3 separate regions of the Homo sapiens genome follow, and all the other regions are linked to region 1. The links are chromatin loops, found by intact Hi-C in ENCODE. Cell type or tissue: MCF 10A. All regions are shown on one strand. Region 1 has its middle 190 kb from the start of LYSMD4. Region 2 overlaps ADAMTS17 (ADAM metallopeptidase with thrombospondin type 1 motif 17). Region 3 overlaps CERS3-AS1 (CERS3 antisense RNA 1).

Evidence for each region. A loop is a pair of places that touch in the nucleus more often than their neighbours do. Peaks named below come from ENCODE experiments on the same cell type or tissue, not always from the same donor. Only the 100,000 strongest peaks of a DNase experiment are listed, where the experiment ranks them.
Region 2: it touches region 1 in a loop (13-fold over the local background); 5 of 110 quality-filtered maps call a loop at or near these places.
Region 3: it touches region 1 in a loop (16-fold over the local background); 10 of 110 quality-filtered maps call a loop at or near these places.

What each region holds. Positions count from the first base shown.
Region 1 is chr15:99,923,681-99,931,680 of GRCh38, reverse strand. No RefSeq gene overlaps it. Among named protein-coding and RNA genes, the nearest start is that of LYSMD4, 190 kb to the right of the region's middle. RefSeq lists a silencer at 3,242-3,301 and an enhancer at 3,023-3,317. In MCF 10A, a CTCF peak has its summit at 3,184 (motif pointing left); a DNase peak (open chromatin) is centred at 3,150.
Region 2 is chr15:100,155,775-100,163,774 of GRCh38, reverse strand. All of the region lies in intron 8 of ADAMTS17 (ADAM metallopeptidase with thrombospondin type 1 motif 17), which reads left to right. Among named protein-coding and RNA genes, the nearest start is that of ADAMTS17, 180 kb to the left of the region's middle. In MCF 10A, a CTCF peak has its summit at 4,147; no DNase peak of the experiment used is centred here.
Region 3 is chr15:100,378,991-100,386,990 of GRCh38, reverse strand. All of the region lies in intron 1 of CERS3-AS1 (CERS3 antisense RNA 1), which reads right to left. Among named protein-coding and RNA genes, the nearest start is that of CERS3-AS1, 10 kb to the right of the region's middle. In MCF 10A, a CTCF peak has its summit at 3,036 (motif pointing right); no DNase peak of the experiment used is centred here.

The DNA of each region.
Region 1 (8,000 bases):
TCTATGGAAACACTAGGTTTAGCCTGCACTAGGTGGAGAAGGGAAGAGAGATTGACGTTTCAAAATGAGCTATCAGGGGACTTCTATTTACAGCAATATGAGAAACTAGGTAACCTGAAAGGCAACACCCACCGCAATATGCTCAGAATTGCTTGGTGCAATAGAACAGACTCTAAATGCAGAGTTCAACAGAAAGTAAAGGCCAAAAGATGAACTGGGAACCAACAATTAGGTATACAACTTCATGATCTCCCCACCCACCAGGGCTGGCATCCTCTCACTAACTCAGGGGCTTGGATTGTTTTGTTTTGCTTTTCGAGACAGAGTCTCACTCTGCCACCCAGGTTGGAGTGCAGTGGCACAATCTCAGCTCACTGCAACCTCCACCTCCCGGGTTCAAGTGATTCTCATGCTTCAGCCTCCCGAGTAGCTGGGATTACAGATGTGCATCACTATGCCTGGCTAGTTTTTATATTTATTTTTAGTAGAAATGGGGTTTTGCCATGTTGACCAGGCTGGTCTTGAACTCCTGGCCTCATGTGATCCACCCAACTTGGCCTCCCAAAGTGCCAGGATTACAGGCGTGTGCCACCATCCCTGGCCTAGGGACTTGGGTTTTAATGCTGTGAGGAATTGGAGAGGAAGCCTTGGACCTGCCCCACAACACTCATAAATGAGGGGTCCTTCAAGGGCAGGATGCACTCTCAGTAATCATCATCTAGAGAAAGTTCCCCCACTGGCAGTTATGTCAGGGATATTAGACCTGGCCTGGGCTCTGAGTAGGGAAAATGATTCTCCTATCAATTTGTCATCACAGGCCCATACTCATGTGATGGGATTAGGCTGTATATGACATGCATGGGCCAGAAAATCCCCAGGTCAAAACATTGGTATGCAAAGCAGTCCTGGGCTGGTGATAACGCCAAGCACCTGGCTGAAGCAAACCCAAAAGCACTCTGGAGGCACCCACTCTCATGTAAGGTACAGAAGATTCCAATAGATGAAGTCCCCATTAAGACCAGCTCACAATCCCAAATTACAAAACACTGGCAACTCCAAGTCAATAAACTTCAGGGATGGAAAGCCAGTAGAATGATCAAAACAGAGCCTACAAGATAAATTGGCTTAAAATTACTAAAGACCTAAAATGAGAAATAAAAACAGAAAAAAAGAATCAAGATACATGAAAAAATAGGTAAATTTTAAAAAGTATTTCCAGAAAGTAAAATTTTAAAAATATAATTACTGAAATAATAGAAATACCTCTGCAGATGGGTTACCGCTGATTCTCAAAGTTTATCACACCTGAGGATCCCCTGGAGGGCTTCTTAAACACAGACTGCAGGGCCACCTCCAGAGTTTCTGGGGCAGGGCCTGAGAATTTGCATTTATAAGAAGTACCCAGGTGAAGCTGCACTGATGATCTGGGGACAACGGGTTAGCTGATTAACTCTGGCCAAAGACAAAATTCTGACTGACCAAAAGTAGTTGACAAGTTAGTGAATAAAGTTGGGTTATTTTAATAGGTCTTCTATCCAGGGGAAAGGAGTTTCAATCAGCACACAGTTGAAAGCAGTAACTGAGAAAAATAAAACCATGTCCACGTGCATGTTTCAAATACACTGTCAGGATTTTCAATAGTCTAAGTAGTCTGTATCTTGTCCAAGGTTACAAGAGACAAAGAACATTATATATTGAGAAGAGATTCAATACAGCAAGAATAAGTAGTTATAAACATTTAGCACTTAACAGAATATGCAAAGCAGAAAGGGAGCGAATTGGAGGGAAAAGTAGTTCTACAATAATCGTCGGAGACCTCAGTCCCCCACTTTCAATAATGGAAAGAACAACCAGACAGAAGATAAGAAAGGAAATGAGAGGACTTGAACAACACAGCAAGCCAAGTGGACCTAACACACACCACCAGGCCCCCAGTGCATTTCAGCTGAGGCCTCTGGACACGAGGCCCACGACAGGTGTCTTAGTGGGCCCACGACTGCTGTGACAAATTACCACAAACTTGCTGGCTTCCAACAACACACGTTTATGATCTTACAGTCCTGGAGGTCGAAAGAGTAAAAAGAGGTCTCACTGAGCTGAAATGAAGCTGCTGGCAGGGCTGCGTTTCTTTCCGGAGGTTCGTTGGGAGAACCTAGTCCCTTACCTTTTCCAGCTGCTAGGCAGAGGCCGCCCTGTTCCGTGGCCCGTCCTCCATCCCCAAAGCCAGAAAAACCGGGCTGAGACCTCCTGGTGCTGTCGGCCTTCTCTGTTCTCTGTTCTCTCTCTTTCTTTCTCTCGCCTCTCTTCCTTATAAGGACAGGTGATTGCATTGGGCCCACCTGGGTGACCCAGGCTAATCTCCTTACCCATTAAGCTCCCCATCCTCAGCCTTTTCTTCTGTCAGATGGAGAATATAATCCCCTAGTTTTAGGGAATTTTGAGGAATAAATCGGATTACTAAACTGTGAGTTCCTTGAGTCAATAAAGATTAACTGAGCACTTACTGTGTGTAAGGCAACTTTCCTAAGTGCTAGGGATACGACAGTGAACAAAACACACAAAAATGCGTGTTTCTGTCTGTGTGTGCAATTAATCTACCTTAATTCCATCCGCAACTGTAATTCCCTTTTGCCATGTAAGGGGACAAATTCACAGGCTCTGGGGAGTAGGATGTGGACACCCTTGGGGCGTTTATTCTGCCTTCCGCAGTGGAGGACTGCAGACGCTGTGGGCGAAATGTTTGGAGCTGGTGCCATTAAAACCCTCTGCAGTTCCCGCTCAAGGTGCAACTCTCAAGTACTGGCACCTGGGTTTGCGGCCACGTGAGGCTCTGAGCAGCATGGGCCTTGGGGACACTGAAGATATCAGAGGCCCTAGAGGTATGTGTGGCTTCCCAGGTTAAAGTTGGCACGGAGAGAGAAGAGCGTGGCAAGTCAGGCAAACCCGGTGAACTCCCTTTGTCAGCCTTCCTTCCGTCTGCCACAAGGAAGGCCTGTACCAGAACCCAGGGCCTTCTGGGCTGAGAGGCCGCAGCCTGCATTGGAAGGCCACTGAGTCACGGACGTGGGAAGATGACCATCGGTGTCCGAGACGCGAGTATAAAGCCAGGCGCTGCCACTCACCAAGCTGCGCGATCTCGGGCGAGCAGCGCTTCGCCAGGCTCGGCCCACGGCGACGCCACAGTGCCACCTGCCGGCCGGACGCCCTCGCTCGCGCACCCCGCCCTCCTCACTCGCGCACCCCGCCCTCCTCACTCGCGCACCCCGCCCTCCTCACTCGCGCACCCCGCCCTCCTCACTCGCGCACTCCCCCGCCCTCCTCACTCGCGCACTCCCCCGCCCTCCTCACTCGCGCACTCCCCCGCCCTCCTCACTCGCGCACCCCGCCCTCCTCACTCGCGCACCCCGCCCTCCTCACTCGCGCACCCCGCCCTCCTCACTCGCGCACCCCGCCCTCCTCACTCGCGCACTCCCCCGCCCTCCTCACTCGCGCACTCCCCCGCCCTCCTCACTCGCGCACTCCCCCGCCCTCCTCACTCGCGCACTCCCCCGCCCTCCTCACTCGCGCACCCCTCCCTCCTCACTCGCGCACTCCCCCGCCCTCCTCACTCGCGCACTCCCCCGCCCTCCTCACTCGCGCACTCCCCCGCCCTCCTCACTCGCGCACTCCCCCGCCCTCCTCACTCGCGCACCCCGCCCTCCTCACTCGCGCACTCCCCCGCCCTCCTCACTCGCGCACCCCGCCCTCCTCTCTCGCGCACCCCGCCCTCCTCACTCGCGCACTCCCCCGCCCTCCTCACTCGCGCACCCCGCCCTCCTCTCTCGCGCACCCCGCCCTCCTCACTCGCGCACCCCGCCCTCCTCACTCGCGCACTCCCCCGCCCTCCTCACTCGCGCACCCCTCCCTCCTCACTCGCGCACTCCCCCGCCCTCCTCACTCGCGCACTCCCCCGCCCTCCTCACTCGCGCACTCCCCCGCCCTCCTCACTCGCGCACTCCCCCGCCCTCCTCACTCGCGCACCCCGCCCTCCTCACTCGCGCACCCCGCCCTCCTCACTCGCGCACTCCCCCGCCCTCCTCACTCGCGCACCCCGCCCTCCTCACTCGCGCACTCCCCCGCCCTCCTCACTCGCGCACCCCGCCCTCCTCTCTCGCGCACCCCGCCCTCCTCACTCGCGCACTCCCCCGCCCTCCTCACTCGCGCACCCCGCCCTCCTCTCTCGCGCACCCCGCCCTCCTCACTCGCGCACTCCCCCGCCCTCCTCACTCGCGCACTCCCCCGCCCTCCTCACTCGCGCACCCCGCCCTCCTCACTCGCGCACTCCCCCGCCCTCCTCACTCGCGCACTCCCCCGCCCTCCTCACTCGCGCACCCCGCCCTCCTCACTCGCGCACTCCCCCGCCCTCCTCACTCGCGCACTCCCCCGCCCTCCTCACTCGCGCACCCCGCCCTCCTCACTCGCGCACTCCCCCGCCCTCCTCACTCGCGCACCCCGCCCTCCTCTCTCGCGCACCCCGCCCTCCTCACTCGCGCACTCCCCCGCCCTCCTCACTCGCGCACTCCCCCGCCCTCCTCACTCGCGCACCCCTCCCTCCTCACTCGCGCACTCCCCCGCCCTCCTCACTCGCGCACTCCCCCGCCCTCCTCACTCGCGCACTCCCCCGCCCTCCTCACTCGCGCACTCCCCCGCCCTCCTCACTCGCGCACCCCGCCCTCCTCACTCGCGCACTCCCCCGCCCTCCTCACTCGCGCACCCCGCCCTCCTCTCTCGCGCACTCCCCCGCCCTCCTCACTCGCGCACCCCTCCCTCCTCACTCGCGCACTCCCCCGCCCTCCTCACTCGCGCACTCCCCCGCCCTCCTCACTCGCGCACTCCCCCGCCCTCCTCACTCGCGCACTCCCCCGCCCTCCTCACTCGCGCACTCCCCCGCCCTCCTCACTCGCGCACTCCCCCGCCCTCCTCACTCGCGCACCCCTCCCTCCTCACTCGCGCACCCCGCCCTCCTCACTCGCGCACTCCCCCGCCCTCCTCACTCGCGCACTCCCCCGCCCTCCTCACTCGCGCACCCCGCCCTCCTCACTCGCGCACCCCGCCCTCCTCACTCGCGCACCCCGCCCTCCTCACTCGCGCACCCCGCCCTCCTCACTCGCGCACTCCCCCGCCCTCCTCACTCGCGCACCCCGCCCTCCTCACTCGCGCACCCCGCCCTCCTCACTCGCGCACCCCGCCCTCCTCTCTCGCGCACCCCGCCCTCCTCACTCGCGCACCCCGCCCGGCAGTGCGGCCCGCACCCGCCCCCTCCCGAGCACCCTGGCGCGCACTTAGCCAGTACCTGCGCGTGCACCTCGGCGTTCAACGCGGCCTTTGCGGCGGCTCTCCCCTTGGACCTGAGGCTTCCCGCTTCGTTCTAGAGTGAAGGCTGGAAGAGCCCAGACAGGAAGGTGTCAGCTCTGTCCCACACCCAGGTGGCCTGTGCTGTCCCTTAAGTACAGCAGCAACAACGTCACCTGGGGAGGAAAGCTTCATGGAGCTCACCAGATTTGCAGGGGTGAAAGATGGAGGGAGGAGGGGAGTTGGATTCCTATACTAGTTTTTATCTGGATAACTTCTGAGCCAAGCACAGCTTTGTGAGCCTCTAGAGACCCCCTAACCTACTTGCATCAACTGGACATAAAGAGGGGAGCCCAATAGCAACTGCATCCATTCTAAAACCAAAAGCTACTGTTATTCGCCAGGCATGGTAGTAAGTGTCCTATGAGTGTTAATTCATCCATCAAACATTCTTTGAGCTTCCCCTCTGAGCCAGATCGTGTCTAGGTGCCTGGGATGCAGAGGTAGCGAACGTGCCCACACAGGCATACACACGCATTCCTATCCCCTCTACTTCGTCGGCGCTGTTGTTTGACATAGGAATTACTACCACCTAAAACACTATATATTTTACTTTATTTTTCTTATATTATTGTCTGCTACCACACATGTATGCCTGTGGACATCCACACCAACCCCCACACACACACAGACACATTTTTTGTGTGTTTTGTTCACTTTTGTATCCCTAGCACTTAGGAAAGTTGCCTTACACACAGTAAGTGCTCACTCTTTATCAGCTCAAGGAACTCACGATTTGGTAATCTGATGTATTCCTCAAAATTCCCTAAAACTAGGGGATTATATTGTTCATTTGACAGAAGAAAAGGCTGAGGATGGGGAGTGGCCTGCATGGACTGATTCAACTCTTAGCAGTGGAGATGGGAGGCAGACCCAGGTCTGCTGATCCTAAATCCTGTCCTCTGAGTGTCCCCCATAAGCTAATTACTGGAGAAAGCAGAAAGAAAAGAAACCACTATTATCAGCATTGCTTTTCATTTTATTAATCTGAAGAGTGAACACAGTGAAAGCAGGCAGCTACATGTTAGCTGTAGACTGTAGACCACATCTGTTCAAGAATCCCTCCGAGATCATTACATATAAAAATGGCAAATAAAATAATTTTAGCTTTATTTATTTATTTAAAGTTCTACTGAGATAGCAATAAAATAAGGAAAACAATGAGAGGGCAGAAATTCCATTGGAATCAAAATCCTGTATGAGTGAGCTGAATTTTGTCCTGAAGGCTTCTGCTGGTTTCCAGTCGCCTAGAACCACAGTTACACTGAACTATGCTGGGTACAAATGACCAAAGTAAGAGGGGAGCTGGGCTGGAGGAAGAGTTCTGACCAGAGACCCCTGCATAAAGTCAGAAATCCCAGAACTCAATACCTTCAGTGGGTGAGCACAGAAGCAAAGAAATAAAACATTCCCCTAACACATTCCTAACCATCTGTCCCTATTTGACTAGGAAGAGGGCAAGAATCTACACTTTTTGTGAAAATTGAAGCCCCCTCGCAAATAGAAAGTTTTGGGTTTGGTGTTTTTTGTTTGTTTTTTGAGATGGAGTCTCACTGTGTCACCCAGGCTGGAGTGCAGTGGCGTGATCTCGGCTCACTGCAAGCTCTGCCTCCCGGGTTCACACCATTCTCCTGCCTCAGCCTCCCGAGTAGCTGGGACTACAGACGCCCGCCACCATGCCCGGCTAATTTTTTTGTATTTTTAGTAGAGACGGGGTTTCACCATGTTAGCCAGGATGGTCTCAGTCTCCTGACCTCGTGATCTCCCCGCCTCAGCCTCCCAAAGTGCTGGGATTATAGGTGTAAGCCACCGTGCCCGGCCTGGGTTTGTTTGTTTTCTGAGACGGAGTCTCGCTCTGTCACCCAGGCTAGAGCGCATTGGCTCACTGCAACCTCCACCTCCCAGGTTCAAGCAATTCTCCTGCCTCAGTCTCCCAAGTAGCTGGAATTACTGCCACCCACCAACATGCCCGGCTAAGTTTTGTATTTTTAGTAGAGATGGGGTTTCACCATGTTAGCCAGGCTAATCTCAAACTCCTGACTTCAGGTGATCCACCTGCCTCAGCCTCCCGAAGTGCTGAGATTACAGGCATGAGCCACTGCTCTCAGCCAGAAATTTTAGTTTAAAGTGATCTGAAGTTGACTGTGCTTCCTGGCATCTAGCATAAGCAAATATAAGTTCTCTCCAAAAGGTTTAAGCTGAGGCCTTAACGATTTCTCAAAGATAGTGACTAGGAACATGATTTTATAATCAAAAGTCACAAAACACATGAAGAAACAAACTGTCATGAAATAGGTTCCATGCTTGGTAATGGTAGACTGAGTGAATCAGAACAGCTCTCCCTCAAGAACAACAGAAAATCTTGACATCATTGGCAAGCAAACAAGTGAGTGAGAAATTATGGAAAAGAGACGGAATTCCAGAAAAGTTAGCTCAGAATTTGAAATCATTTTGACCTGGGGATACTAAAAAGGGATCAGCCCTCAAAGGAACTGAAGACCAACCGCAAAATTATGTCAGTCCCTGATGATATTAAGATGACCTGGGGTAACTGGGGCTTCTAGTCTCATTGCCTAGAGAAAAAGTAATCCTCTTAAAATGTAGATACA
Region 2 (8,000 bases), 230 kb before region 1:
TGAAAACTTCCTAGGAGCTACCATATTCAACTGTGTCTGTCTACATCCTTCATACCCAGATTTCCTGCCACTGTTGGAAACAGCAGCCATTTCTTAGAGCATCAGATAGAATTTAAACTTCACTAGCCAAGCGTGGTGGCGTGCACCTGTAATCCCAGCTACTTGGGAAGCTGAGACAGGAGGATCACTTGAGGCCAGGAGTTTGAGGCTGCAGTGAACTGTGATCATGCCACTGCACTCCAGCTTGGGTGATAGAGTGAGACCCTGTCTATTAATTAAAATTATAAAATTTAGATTTCAAATATTAAGACTCCACACCTCCTGCCCATGTTGTATAAAAAAAAATGTGGATCATGAAGCACCAGAGTCACCCTCAGCATGGGGTGGTGCTTGCAGCAAGAAACCCCAAGAGAAGGGTGGATACATGGCTTTATCTCACACACTCTCAGGGTGTCAGTGTGCACAAGCAAACACACGCTTGCTGACTGGAATAGGGGACAGAATCTCCCGTGCTTCATTCTCTCTGTCTCTCTTTATCTGTCTCAATAAGTTGAATTTTTGGTAAAAGTTAAAAGCCTACTTGATGTGAATCTTGTAAATGTATGGAGATGTATGTGTGTATATATGTACGTACGTGTAAGTGTAGGTATATACCTGTCCTATATACCTATAGAGAACTATATAGAACTATATAGTTATATGTATACACATATATATACATATATAGTTATATATACACATATATATACATATATAGTTATATATACACATATATACATATATAGTTATATATACACATATATATACATATATAGTTATATATATACACAAATATATACATATATAGTTATATATATACACATATACATATATAGTTCTATATACACATATATATACATATAGTTATATATATACACAGATATATAACTATATATAGTTATACACATATATATAATGTGTATGTGTGCATATATACTGTGTATATGTGCATATGTATATATATGTGTATATGTGCCTATATATAATGTGTATATGTGCATATATATACACATATAATGTGTATATGTGCATATATATACACATATAATGTGTATATGTGCATATATATACACATATAATGTGTATATGTGCATATATATACACATATAATGTGTATATGTGCATATATATACACATATAATGTGTATATGTGCATATATATACACATATAATGTGTATATGTGCATATATATACACATATAATGTGTATATGTGCATATATATACACATATAATGTGTATATGTGCATATATATACACATATAATGTGTATATGTGCATATATATAACTATATGTGTATATATAACTATATAGTTATATATACACATATATACACATATAGATAGTTATATATATAACATATATATAACTATATAGTTATATATAGGTATATAGGACAGGTATATACCTACACTTACATGTACGTATATATGTCTACACAAACCCAGGCAAGGCTACTTTGACTGAAGGCTGTACCTGACTCATGCACCTTACATCAAAATCCCATGTATATAGATTCAAGAATTGAGTACTTGCTTGTCACTTCAGTCCTCTGGTTAGCTTAGAGAGGCTGTGTGTATTGTATGAGTGTTATCCATATTTACCTGCTATGATGTTGTCTATTCTAGAAAAATACACTGAACACCAACACTATATTGGTCATTATTTATCCATTGGTGATTCCGAAGTTTGTACTGTTTTAGGATGATTCTTACTGACATGGTACTATGTGCATTTGAAGTACAGCTAAATCTATGGCGACCCCCAGTCTACTCTGGGGTTCGCCTTATTGCTGAATCCCTGAAAGCTGGTGGGCTCATTTTTCTGTACAAAACACAAACAAATACCTTCTCCGCAGTGAGAGGCTTTTGATGCTATTGCTGCCTATTTGTTTTGTTCTCCGTAAAGGGGGTTATTGATGATCATGGAAATTGACCCTGTTCTTCTACCTGTAAATGAGTGCAGCCTGTTATCCCCTAGTGGCATTTAATCTTGTAGGTAGCATTTCTGAGTAGCTCAAGACTGGGGGCACAATCTGGTCCTTGGCAAGAAGTACTGACTGGAGAATTTCCCCTCTGGTGCAGAGCTGGCCTGTTAATTATTGTTATGTTGATTAGCAATAACAAATACACATCTGCCCACTATTTCTTAGAAACTGCCATGGGCCATTCCAGTTACTGCAAAGTCAATAAGCATCTATTGAATAGGAATTGCCAGGCAGTATCCCCACAGGGCTATGAAAGTAGGGCTGGAGTCAGCCTTCCATGGAGAGGCTGTGTTCACGGGAGCCCAAGCTCTTCATCCCACTCCGGGGATTCATTCCACAGACTCAGCCAAGACTACTTTGAGGTGAGGCCGGACCTGACGCCTACACCTGACATCAAAATCCCAAAGCTTCTGAGAGACAGGTACGGTCAGAGCCAGGTAAAGCTGAAGCTTCCAGAGTGGCAGAGGTTCCGTCTAGAACACCTACTCATGTCCTGCGAGATTCGGAAGCCAGGAGGGGTCGAGTGCTGTGGGAATCCTCTCAGAACTCGCCGCACGGTGTGCTTTGTGTCTCCCAAAACAAATACAGAGCAGCATGTTATTTTAAGATAAAATCAAGTCAAGGCCATGAAGTTATGACTGTGTCTGATAAAGCTGGGCCACGTGAGACACAAGGCCCATCTGTGCCCTCAGCCCCACAGTCACTGAAAGTTAAAATTACTGGGCATACTTAATGCCACACGTTTTCGTTAAATATAATGTTGCCAGAAATAATAAATGCCCTGGGACATAAACTTAAACTAATATGAGTTTCTCAGTCAAAGTAATCTTTAATTTAAACTAAAAATAGCCTAGACAGTAGTTGATGTCAGCCTCAAGTATCAAGGCTCCTCCCGGTCTAATGCTGGTTAATCAAACTGTAAAGTGATGAGCCGCTTGGCATGTAAACATTTTAAAGGAGATCAAGCGTGATCTATATTAGAGACAAACTCCAGAAACCCAAGAATCCCACTCGGCTGATTTTGCTGACTGGAACATTCCTTGGGGAAGTCCTCTCGGCCGGCAGAGTGAAACGCTCACTGGACGTGGTGTGCTTCGGTTGGCCACATCCCTGTGAGGAATATGGAGTTGCCAACAGCACAGCCATCTTTTCCAAGCGCTTTTGTAACCATCCTGTGTGTCTCCTCAATCACCAGGTTCTCTGGCCAGGAGAAGAGGCCCTGTGGGAAGAAGGAGCCCCTTTCATTTGATAACCAAGTTGTCTACTGAGAAAGCTCATGAAATTTTCTTCCATAAATGAGGAGACCATCCTCCCAGGGCTTGAGTCTCCTCCCATTGTGGTTTTCCAAGCAACATCCATGTTTGAAAAACCCTTCTGGTAGCTGCCCAGGAGATCCCAGCCAGGGAGAATGGGAGCAGCTTGTCCAAGTGCACGGTTAGAATACTTAATTCATGTGTTGATCCTCCATCGACTTGTGCCCCAGGTTTGAAAAGTTCTCATTACCTGAGGTGGGAGATGCCTCTGATCCTGGCCAAGGTAGGGAAAGAGGTTTTAGAGAATGCCTACAGGGAGAGTTGTTTTCTTAAGGGACTTGAATATTTCTCAAAGTAAGATAATGCTGTATCCATTTGGTGAATGTGCAAATTTTGTAACGTTTGACACTGCAGCTGATGAGACCCTCTTTACTGGGGGGCCATTCCAGGAGAAACGGGTTTTCTGAGTGGGGTATTTGAGGGGCAGTGACCCAGGCAAGTGCAACCTCTGTGTAAGTTCCCAGATGATTTTCCCCAGAACGCAGCTCATGGTTCCAGACCCTGTGGCTTCCTGAAACTATGCATGTTCTTAAAGAGGCAAAACGTTCCTTTCTCTTAGGCTTACATTCCTGAATGTTTCACATCGTTGATACAATGAAGGCCTTGCATTTGCCTCGTTGCTTCCAAGTGCAAGATCATGTTCCAAGTAGAGACTCTAGTCTGTGACTCAGACTAGGACTCCAGGGTCTGTGAGTTGTGACCCTTATGAAGAGACATTGTTAATGCTGATTAAGACCATGCCTGCCAAGGCTGGAGATAGCAATTTGACCTGGTCCACATGCAATGGTTACACCATGAGGTGGCAGCTGGAGCCACTTTTTTCATGAGACATTTTATTTCTATAACCTCTGTACATTTGGCGGAGTTCATTGAAATCCATCAAAACTTTCAGAAGACCTGCTCATTTAAAAACTCTCTCACCAGTTTTATTTAAAGAAAGAAAATCAAACCCTAAGTCAAATTTAAGATAGTTGACTTTTAATGTCCTTTGCTAAGCATACTTGAAAAACCAGTCAGTTCCTTTAACAGTTAACATGAAATAGAGAAAGAAAAAGCTACCAGGTAGAAGAAAATAAAAAGCTGATTTCACCTAACATAAAGTCCTTAAGGTTCACCCATGTTGTTGCATATCGCAGAATTTCTTTTTTTAAGACTGAATAATATTTCATTGTATGTATAGACTACATTTTATTGATCCATCTATCAGTGGCTGTTTAGGTTGGGTTCATATCTTGGCTATTGTGAATAATGCTGTAACTGAACGTGGGAGTGATGTCTCTTGGAGATTCTGGTTTCAATTTTTTTGCGTAAATATTTTGAAATAGAATTGTTGGATCATGCAGTAGTTTTATTTTTAATTTTTTGAGGAACCTCCATACTGTTTTTTTCATAGCATCTATACCATTTTGCATTCTTACCAACGCCATGCAGGGGTTTTAATTTCTCTGCATTCTCACAGACATTTGTCATGTTTTGTATTTTCATAGTAAACATCATGAGAGGTGTAAGGTGGTATCTCATCAGGGTTTTGATTTGTGTTTCTCTGATGATTAGTGACGTTGGGCATCTTTTCACGTGCCTGCTGGCCATTTGTATGTCTTCTTTAGAGAAACGTCTTCTCAAGTCTTTAGCCCATTTTTAACTGGGTTGTTAGTTTTTTTGCTATTGAGTTGTAGGAGCTTCATATATATTTTAAAACTTAATCCGTTACTTTATGCTAAATGAAATAAGCTAGTTGCAGAAGGAAAAATACTGCAGGATTCCACTTACATAAGGCATCTAAGATAGTCAAATTCATAGAATCAAAGAGTGGGCTTGTATTGCCAGGGGCTGGAGGGAGGAGGAAGGGGGAGCTGCTCGTCAGTAAGCATCGAGTTTCAGTGGAGCTCAGGAGAGCTGCTGAACAGCATTGCAATTGTAGTCCGCAATACTGTATTGTAAGCTTAAAAACTTCAGAGGGCAGCTCTCATGTGAAGTGTTTTTACCACTGTGAAATACAGTTAAAGAAAATGAACCTCAAAAAAAGAATTCATACTGAGAGTGAAAGTAAAAAGAATTTTTTTGGTGCCAAGGATGAATATATTTTTAAAATCTTTTTTATTTGTAACAGGATTTTTTTAAAGCTGAATGGAGATTGCTTTCTCATGCACTTGTGTATAAGTAAACATTTTCTGTTGCTCACCCAAAAGTAAAGTAAAAAGCTGAGTAATTGCATTGAAAAAATAGAACTCACTTTATTCAACAAAGTGACCATTAAGCAGTGGCTGACGCCTGTAATCCCAGCACTTTGGGAGGCCGAGGCGGGCGGATCACAAGGTCAAGAGGTTGAGACCATCCTGGCCAACATGGTGAAACCCTGTCTCTACTAAAAATACAAAAATTAGCCAGGCGTGCTGGCGCGTGCCTCTAGTCCCAGCTATTCGGGAGGCTGAGGCAGGAGAATAGCTTGAACGCGGGAGGCAGAGGTTGCAGTGATCCGAGATTCTGCCACTGCACTCCAGCCTGGGTGACTGAGCAAGACTCCATCTCAGGAAAAAAAAAAAAAAAGAATATAGCTAAACTGTTCTCACTGGCCATATTTGTCTGATAATTTCTTCAGTCTTCCTTTAACCCTAATTGGATAGATACCTGACACTGAGGCATGAGGACGAGACTGAATCTAACGAGAGGTGACTTTTGCCATTCTGCCAAGCAGTCTGCCACCACGCCAGATCAACACACTTGTCATGGATATGAGTTGTCCGGTATTTTTTTGGCACTTTCTTTGCTATTAAACAGATAATTCGTTCAATAAATATTTTTACCAAATGCTCGCTTTGCACCAGTTTCTGCTGCCCTGAGAAAATAGGGTGAGTTGGAAGAGCCTGTGGGCCTCCAGTCAGGAGGGTCTGAGGTTGATAGCAGTCCAGACCACGCGAAAATATGGCCATCTATACCTAGGTGGCGATGCAGACACTCCCTTTTCAGAAATGACTCTAGTTGGTCACTTGAGCAATTAAGCAAAAAATTGATTCAAGTGGAGAAATAACAAGACATTATATGTAAGTGCCTTAGACATTTTGTTTTAACTTAAGCTATAAAAACATTAGTTTTTTTCAACAATTTTGTAATGGAGAGGGAAAGCCTCTTCTTTGAGGACGGGTGTCTGCCAATTGGACTTCCATGTCACCTTCTGATATGGTTTGGCTGTGTCCCCACCCAAATCTCATTTTGAATTGTAATCCAATGTGTCGAGGGAGGGACCCGCTGGGAGGTGATTGGATCATGAGGGTGGTTTCCTCTGTCCTGTTCTTGTGACAGTGAGAGAGTTCTCACAAGATCTGATGGGTTTGTAAGCATCTGGCATTTTCCTTGCTTGTGCTTCTCTCCCCTGCCACCATTTGAAGTAGGTCTTTGCTTCCCCTTCACCTTCTGCCATGATTGTAAGTTTCCTGAGGTCTCCCTGGCAGAACTGTGAGTCAGTTAAACCTCTTTCCTTTAAAAATTGCCCAGTTTCAAGTGTGAAACACTTTATAGCAGTGTGAAAATGGACTAATACACTTTCCTCACACAAAGCATGCCTATAATAAGAGTTTGAATCTAGTTTCTTTTATATGTGCATGTGTGTGTGTGTGTTTGTATACACATAAAAAGGATTGTAAAAGACTTGTGAAGCAGCCTTGGAGCAGATTTTTATGATTTATTCATCTTTCACAGTTGTCTTGCCCACACCCAGTTGGACAGCAGTCTATCTTAGCTACTGGCTAAATCTGTTTTCATGAGAACAACAACTTGGTGTTTGTCCCCATATTTCGTTGGTTAACCCAACATGTAGCCACATGTATGAATTGAAATAACAAGTGTCACTGACATCAGTAGGTTTAAGAATAAATACAATGGAAGATTGGTAAGGATGCCCCCCCTCCACTGACGGGGGAAGTCACATGTGGGTGATCAGAGAGGGCCCCGCTAGCCCAAAGTTCCAGAACACATGAGCGCCAGGCAGCGGATCCTCCAAAGGACATGGGTGACTTTAGCTGATCCAACTCCACGTGGGAGTTGGCCAAGGGAGCATCTCTGTAGGCAAAAGGGTGTGGGGGTGGCCTGCAGGCATGCAGAGAAGACAGGATGGGTTTCTTTTGGGGAGACACCACCATTAGGCAACAAGCAGGGTTGCTGACGGAAGATGGTCAGATATCTATGAGCAAACTAGGAAAACATGGCTCTAGAGCAGAGTTTAGAAACCTCTTTTATCATTATCTGTGTCAGTGTTCATCTCTTCTCCCAAGCTGGCAGTGATTTGAGGTCTTTTCCTTGTGGTCCGTTACCTGGCACTTGGAAAGTGTCTAATATTTTTGAATGAATGAAAGTACATGTTCTTTTTTGTTGTCGTTGTTCCACTGAGATTGTTGAAAGATGGTCATCCTTATACACGTTGGGGCATAAGAACTCTGGGTCAGCAAACTGGGCAACTGGATCTTGCGTGCTGCATGTCTTGGCTCACCCCAGTGAGGGCAAGTGTATAAGCTAAGATCACTGTTCAGCTCACAGTGTGATGAGCCCTCCAGGCCTAGACAGGCATCCTGGTATGTCTCAGGTATAGCTGAATAGGGAAGGTGACAGGTGTGATCTTGTTAGATGTGAAAGATAGAAAAGCCATACTCTGTAATGAGTTGGAAGGC
Region 3 (8,000 bases), 460 kb before region 1:
TCTTTCTGGTGACCAGCCCCACTTTATAGGTGTGGCTATAAAGGTGTGGCCAAAGGAACAGCTTTGGCTGTTGACTGTGGTGGTAGGTATCCAAAGCTATGCGTGTGATAAAATTGCATAGAACTATGCATACACACACACACAGACACACATGCACAAATGGGTTCATGCATAATTGGTGAAGTCCAAATAAACTGTGGGTTGTACAAATGTTAATTTTTTGGTTTTGATATTACACTGCAGTTATGCAAAATGCTATCACTAGGGATATGAGAGTGCAGGGTTGCAGGTTGCACAGGACCTCATTTTATATCTTTTTTCTAACTTCCTATGAATCCATAATTATTTTAAAATAAAAAGTTAAAAAAATGTCAAATAATTCCAACATCTGTGTCATTTTGATATTGGCATCATTAATTGTCTTTTCTCATTCAAGTTAATATTTTCCTGGTTCTGGCTGGGTGCGGTGGCTCACGCCTGTAATCCCAGCACTTTGGGAGGCCGAAGCAGGAGGATCACTTGAGGTCAGGAATTCGAGAACAGCCTGGCCAACATAGTGAAACCCCATCTCTACTAAAAATACAAAAAGTTAGCCAGGCATGGTAGTGTACGTCTGTAATCCCAGCTACTCAGAAGGCTGAGACAGGAGAATCGCTTGAACTTGGGAGATCGAGGTTGCAGTGAGCAGAGATCATGCCACTGCACTCCAGCCTGGGTGACAGAGTGAGACTCTGTCTCCAAAAAATATAAAAATATAAGATTTTTCTGATTCTTGGTATAACAACTAACTTTGTATTATATCCTAAACATTTTGGTTATTATGAGACTGGATTTATCTAAGTCTTCTATTTTATCACGCCGTTTTTGACACCATGATGGTGAGGAATAGGAGAGGAGGAGCTGCCTCATTAGTACCTGGTGAAGGTGGAAATCCAGTTTCCTCACTTTGCCAGTGTTGACACCCAGGTGCAGAAGGGTGTATCATTAGTGCTAGGTGAAGATGGTAGCTCAGCCTCCCTGAGACCTCTGCTGACATGCTGACACCACCCTGGCTAGTAGGAGCACTTCATTGCCCTTCCCCACATTGCTTCCACTGACACTGCAGAGTGGGATGAGCGCTCAGTATTGCTTGAAGGTGGTGAAATTCTCAGTTCCCCATCCAGCTTCCTCTGAAACCATCCCAGTGAGGAGAGGAAAAGACATGCAACTGATGGAAGTCTAGGTTCCCCACTCATTCTTTGCTGTGAGGAGCGGGAATGAGGGCACAGTTTTTTTTTCATGGCATTTGGCTGGAGCAGGGAAGTTACACACCACCATGCGGTTCCTTGGGTCCTGAGGGCCCTAGCCAGTCTGCCTTCTTTTCTCCACCTTTCAGTGTCTTCTTTTGCTTGTTTTTCATATAATGTCCAAGGTTTTTAAGTGTACTTAGCAAGAAGAATAGCAAAAAATGCATTTACTCCATCTTGTCCAGCAGTCTTTTCTTTTAATAACTAAGTTTATTCCATTTACATTTATTGGAGTAATACTCCTAAATAATACTCATATGTTTCTTATTTCAGTTTGTTTCCCCTTTCTATCTTTTCTATTGGGATTATTTTGTAGTTCATGTGGGTATGTGTTTTCCTTTTGCTAATTTGAAAGGTTTATAGTTGTGCTGGTGTTTCTAATGATTATATATAGGTTATATGAGAGATTGTAATTTCAGATATTCACTAGATTCTCCTAGTTTCCCCTCTTGCTAAAGTTCTGCTCAGACCAGGGAGCTGGGGGAAGCCTGCTCTGGGCGGCCCAGACCAGGGACTACAAAGTGACATTTGGCTCTGGCAGGGCCCTAAAAATTAGCCTTTCCTTCTGTGTGAGTGGCTGAGAAAGGAAAGGGGAATGTGAATCAAGTTTCTAATATGGAACCCTTTGTGTCCGCCTAACTGGGGAGGCACTCCTTAGGAAAGAGAGGGGATAACTGGGTCAACTGATACATTTTTACATTAATAAAAGTTGGGTATATTATATTTTACATTTTACTCAATCTGCAGTCCCTTAGGAATACTTCTAGGCTACTAGGTTTAAATTTCTATTGGAAACCCCTGTATTTTCTTGAGTTATAGGGAGGGAGTAAACTAAAGCCCTGAGGACGGCCTGGGGATTCCCGTGAACTCTCTGTGGGAACCTCCACCCACCATCTGTGACTTTGTGGAAGCCAGTGCTTTATCTTTCCGTCTTCCACTATCCCTGACAACAGGTGATTTTGTTGAGCTTTGCTTCCTGGGACTGGCATTAGGAAAACAACAGGCCATCACTGAGGATTGCTGGAGGGGTGGAATTTTAAAGGAGAAAACCTAATCCCAGCTAGGAGAAGGGTCTTGCCCAAGGTGGTAGCACTGCTTGGCCACACCCGTCCCATCTGGGTAGCCTGTTTTACCTTTTGGTAAAAGACTTTGGCCCCTTGCTGTCACAGCTGGGGCCTGGCTTCAACACAGGATTGGTGGAGTCTCTGCCAAGTGGCTGAAGGTTTCTCACTTGACCCTGGAATGGAAGCCCCGACACCCGCCCCGATGGCTGAAGGTTTCTCACTTGACCCTGGAATGGAAGCCCCGACACCCGCCCCGATGGCTGAAGGTTTCTCACTTGACCCTGGAATGGAAGCCCCGACACCCGCCCCTCAGGGCTTGGCTCCGAAAGCAGGCTGCTTGCTTCAGCAGTTTTCTTGGCTCCCTGCTCCCACAGCGACAGCCATGTCCCCTTCAGAGCCTCAACCACTGGCCTCCATGGATCTGTAACAGCCACCACTCAGCCCCCATGTGCGGTGAGCAAGTAAGTGACCCGGCCTGTCTCTCACAGTGAGCAAAGGCTTCTGGTCCAGATACTGTTCCGCAGCTGATGTGTCAACCTGCCCTGTGCTCCAGGGAAGCACAGATCTCCTCTCTCAGGGCTGTTGTCTCAGCTGCTTCTCCACAACCTGCAGCTCTGCCAAGCTGCCAAACTCTCCCTCGTCCTCCATGCTAATAAAACCTTCCACCAGGTGGCTCTCATGTTCCTGTGTAGGACAAAAATGAGGAAAAGAAGACAAAATGCCTAGGTTTTTAAAGAGAGAGAGGGGCAGGTGACAGAGAGAAATAAATGAGGGCCTTGTCCAGAACTGCTCTGAAGGACATCTGTCCCTTGGCAGCTGCCTCAGGTGCCCTACATTTACTCTGGGATTTGGGACGAGTCAAGGTACTCAGCTGTTGTGCCAGGCTTGGCATCACCTTGTGTGTCCTATTCCCACTGGTCACTGTGAGTTGTAGAAAGGTCCCCTGGAGCTCACTGCAAATGAGTCTTCCTTACCTATTGGGATCATTGAGAGGTCCCCAGTTCCTGTGGTGGACCTTTCATGGGGATTTTTTCTCTTTAAAACAATGCATCAGTAAAGGAATTCAGTGATAAGCAGGACCCCCTGGGCTCCTTCTGCACCAGCCTAGCTGGGTTGGAACAGATGTGGAGGCAACAAACACAAAGCCACGTGGAGTGATGTGGAACAGGCATGCCTCCTGGCCTGAGCTGCTGGGTTTGGGCTCATTCTCTTTTTCCATTCTAGGCTTTCCATGCTGCTGTTCTGAGGCAGGGGAAATGGGAAAGACTTTGCAACATTTACATTGGGGCCCTAAAATATAAACTGGATCTTGGAAGGCAGAGTTCAGCAGGCTGCCATGAATACTACTGAAGGACCCAGACACCATCAGGCTGGCATCCTACATGTGCTTGAGCAGGAGTCCGTAACCTGGACCTCACAGGGCTGTCCTCTGCAGAAGAATCTGACCCCTTGGCCCTGCAAAAGCAGACACACTGGGGTCAGGTCAGGGATGAGAGGGTGACAAGTCAGATGGCCAGGCAGCCATGGCAACTTAGTAGACGGTGCACAGCATGGCCAGCGAGAAAACGTATGGGGGCTGGGCGCGGTGGCTCATGCCTGTAATCCCAGCACTTTGGGAGGCTGAGGTGCACAGATCACTTGAGGTCAGGAGTTCGAGACCAGCCTGGCCAACATGGTGAAACCCTGTCTCTAATAAAAATACAAAAATTAGCCGGACATGGTAGTACATCCCTGTAATCCCAGCTACACGGGAGGCTGAGGCAGGAGAATTGTTTGAACCTGGGAGGCAGAGCTTGCAGTGAGCCGAGATGGCCCCACTGCACTTCAGTATGGGTGACAGAGCGAGACTCCATCTCAAAAAAAAAAAAAAAAAGCAAGAAAAGAAAATGCATGGGAAGGGCCAGGCCCGTGAGTAGGAGTGTTGCTTGGAATTTATTAGTAAGAATAAAGTACTGAACTGCAGATAATTTATTCTAAAAAAGAATGCATTCAGAATTATTTATCAAATTTCATCCAAATTATACATTTTATTTAATCAGTCTGCAGATGAGGAAAGGAAGGCAATTGAGGTGGAGCTACATGAAATGCACAGAAAATGGTTTCTGGAGTCAGGCAGCCCCTGACTCCAGGCAGCCTCTGACTCCAGAAACTCCAGTCGTGTGGGAATCACAGCCCACCATTTACAAGATAGACAGCCCGGGTCAACCACTTCATCTCTCTGAGCCTCTATTTCCTTACTTGTAAAAATGATGTCTTCCTCTGAGGTATGTTGTGAGGATTAAACGAGATACATTTGGAAGCACCTGGCACAGAAAAAGTGCTCGGAAAATATGAACTTCATTTCCAAAAAAGAAGCTGAGGTCACCCAAGCTGTGAACGGCGGAGCTTAGATTTAAACTTGGACTTTTAGCTGACTTCTGACAACCACACTCCTTGCATTGATGGATTAAAAATATTTATCGAGGCTCTCTGTGTGTCCATCTAAGGAGTTAAATTTATAACAAAATACCACACCATTCCTGACACCACTGAGTCTAGTGGATGAGGGACACTGGAAACACAGCGTATCAGTTAGGGCTCAGCAGGGAATGACACTCTATTCAAACAGTGGAAATTTCATGCAGATTTACATAGGTGTTGAAGGGCTAAGAAAAATCCAAAAGGGAGCACTGAGTTTCCCAGGTATCATGACTGTAGAAACTTGAGGCTTTTCCAGAATGTAGGCGCTTGGAGGAGAGGCCCCCTGGGACTAATGCATGGGTTCCCAGGGGATTGGCTCTCTATACCTGATCCCCAAGCTCTGGATATGTGGCTGGGCCTGGAAGCTGCTGGTTGTACCACCGAGAAGAGGAGTCCTGTGGCTGGTGCGGTTGGTGCTGGGACCTCTGAGAAGAGGACACAGACCAGTGGGTGTTGGGACCTCCACAGAGGAAGCCCAGATTGGCAGGTGAAGGAGGTGAAGGGGTAGTACCCTATTTCTCAAAGGGGTGCCACCTGGCTCAGGTGAAGATTGAGAGCTGGCAGCAGGGGCCATGGCATCAGCTACTGCTAACAGAAGCTAGCAATTAGGAAGGAATCCTCTTCTTATTCCCTTCCGTATTCCAGTTGTTGGGGTGATCGGACCCAACACCAGGTCATGGGGGTGACGAAGTCCGGTGGAGACAAAGGAATGAGAAAAGACAAGTTAAGAGAGAAAGTGGGACCAGGGGGCCAACGCTAGTATGGAGGCTGCGAAGGCCCCAAGCTCTGGGAGCTCACCCTATTTATTGGTGATCAAACAAAGAAACAGGTGGTGAGGATGTGGGGTTTGAAGGGAAGCGGTGTATCAAGTGAATGAGCTACAGCTGTGATGATTTAGCATGTTCTTTGACACATATGGCTACTTGAGATAATGGGAGTGCTAGAAGCAAGGAGCCAGCAAGTCCAGACACATTCCAAAGGCCAAGAGGGGGTTTAGACCTCGGGCCCCAGACATGTTCCAAGCCCTGCTTCAACTTCTCTCCCAACACTCAGCTTTTCTCCCAACATCAGTCCCTTATTAACAGTTCTTATTGGCAGATGTAACAGAAAGCCAACTGGCAAGGGAGTCTAGGACATAGAGTTTGTAGAGCCTCAGCCCCAGCAGCACAGAGCAGGATTTAGAAGGAAGGTTTAGAGTTGAGAAATATAGGTAAATAACTAGCCCAGTCTATCCCTTTGACAAATCAGCATGTATACGCACCTTTAAATGCATGTTTAAAGTTCAACAAATGGTGCTGGAACAATTGAATATCCACATGCAAAAAAAATAAATAAGTAAACTTGGATGCATACCTCATATGTGGTGATAAAACTGGGGGTTTGAAAGGCTTCAGACAACCAGCTTGAGCCTTGAGACTTTTGCCAAATTCTGAAACTCTACAGGAAGTAAAAAAGCTGAGTTTAAAACTAATGAAAAAATAGATGGGTCATCCTCTAGTCTCTTTGAGTTGAGACAAAAATCTCCCAAGCTCTCAAAAGAAAGCCCAGCTTTCTAGGGTTTACATTCAAGGAAGAAGGGGAAACCAGATGCAGGCTGGGTCTCCAAAAATATAAATGAATACATACGTAAACAAATGAGGCCCCAGGAAGACCTTACCCCTTCCACCATGAAGACACAGCAAGAAAGCACCATTTATGAACCATTTATGAAGCATTTCCTCACCAGACATTGAATCTATCAGATCCTTGATATGGAACTTCTCAGCCTCCAGAATTATGAGAAATAAATTTCTGCTGTTTCCATATTAATTGTAGGATGCTATTTATTTTTATTGTACACAAATGTTCAGAGCTGCATTATTGTTAATAGCGAGAAAGTGAAAACCAGCCAAATGTCTCTCAGCTGAGGAATGAATACATAAAATATTGGTACAGCCACACAATGGACTGTTATTTGGCAATAAAAAGATATGACATATCCATACTTTCGATAACATGGATGAACCTTGAAGCATTATGCTGTTAAAGAAGCTAGTCACAAAAGACTCATTGCATTTATATAAAGTGTCCAGAAAAGGTAAATCTATGGAGACAAAAAGTAGGTCTTTAGGGTGGGGACAGAATGTGGGGAGTATGAAGTGGCAGCGAATGGGTATGGGGGGGTTCTTTGACAGAGGACAAAAATACTCTAAATTATAGTGACGGCTGCAAAATCTTGTGAATATACTAAAAAATCAAAATTCAATAATTGGAAAAATTATACCACAGTGTTTAAGTAATGATAGCAATGATAGCAGATACTGTTTGGGGCTTTTGGTGTGTTGGCAATGTTTTTTTTTGAGATGGAGTTTCGCTCTTGTTTCCCAGGCTGGAGTGCAATGGTGTGATCTTCGCTCACCGCAACCTCTGCCTCCCGGGTTCAAGCGATTCTCCTGCCTCAGCCTCCCGAGTAGCTGGGATTACAGGCATGTGCCACCATGCCGGCTAATTTTGTATTTTTAGTAGAGTTAGGGTTTCTCCATGTTGGGCAGGCTGGTCTCGAACTTCCGACCTTAGGTGATCCGCCTGCCTCGGCCTCCCAAAGTGCTGGGATTACAGATGTGAGCCACCGTGCCCGCCCACAATGTTTTATTTTTTAAAATATGTATATTGACTATATATGTTTTCACTTTGCAGTTGTTCATGGAGTTATACATTTATGTTTTGCCCATTTTTCTACGTTAAGATTTTTTAACAGGATATAACAAGCAAGTGTTGCTGAGAAAATGGCCCCATCTCTAGTAGACTGGAGAGTCTACTATTTCACACCCCTGGGAATGTGATGGGAATACAGCAACACAACAGCTACTCTAAGGAAGAGCAACTTGTTTACTTAGAGAAATATGTCCAGAGAGAGCAACCTGTGTCCTGATTCCAGAGTCCTAGCTTCGGGAGAGGCATTGTGTCCCTGGGATGGAGTCTTTGAGGTCTGTCTTTGGGACACAGCTAACTGGCATCCCACGGAAGAGACCCCTAGCCTGTCTACTTATTCTAGAATGGCTTACACCACAAAGCTCTTTCTGCTACTGAAACACTGGGTTTTCCATCAAGTATAGCTGGATAAACTAATTTCTGAAGCAAAGGCAGACTCCAGGGATTTTTGAGAAAGAAAAGGCAGAGTCTTGCTCTGTCACCCAGGCTGGAGCGTGGT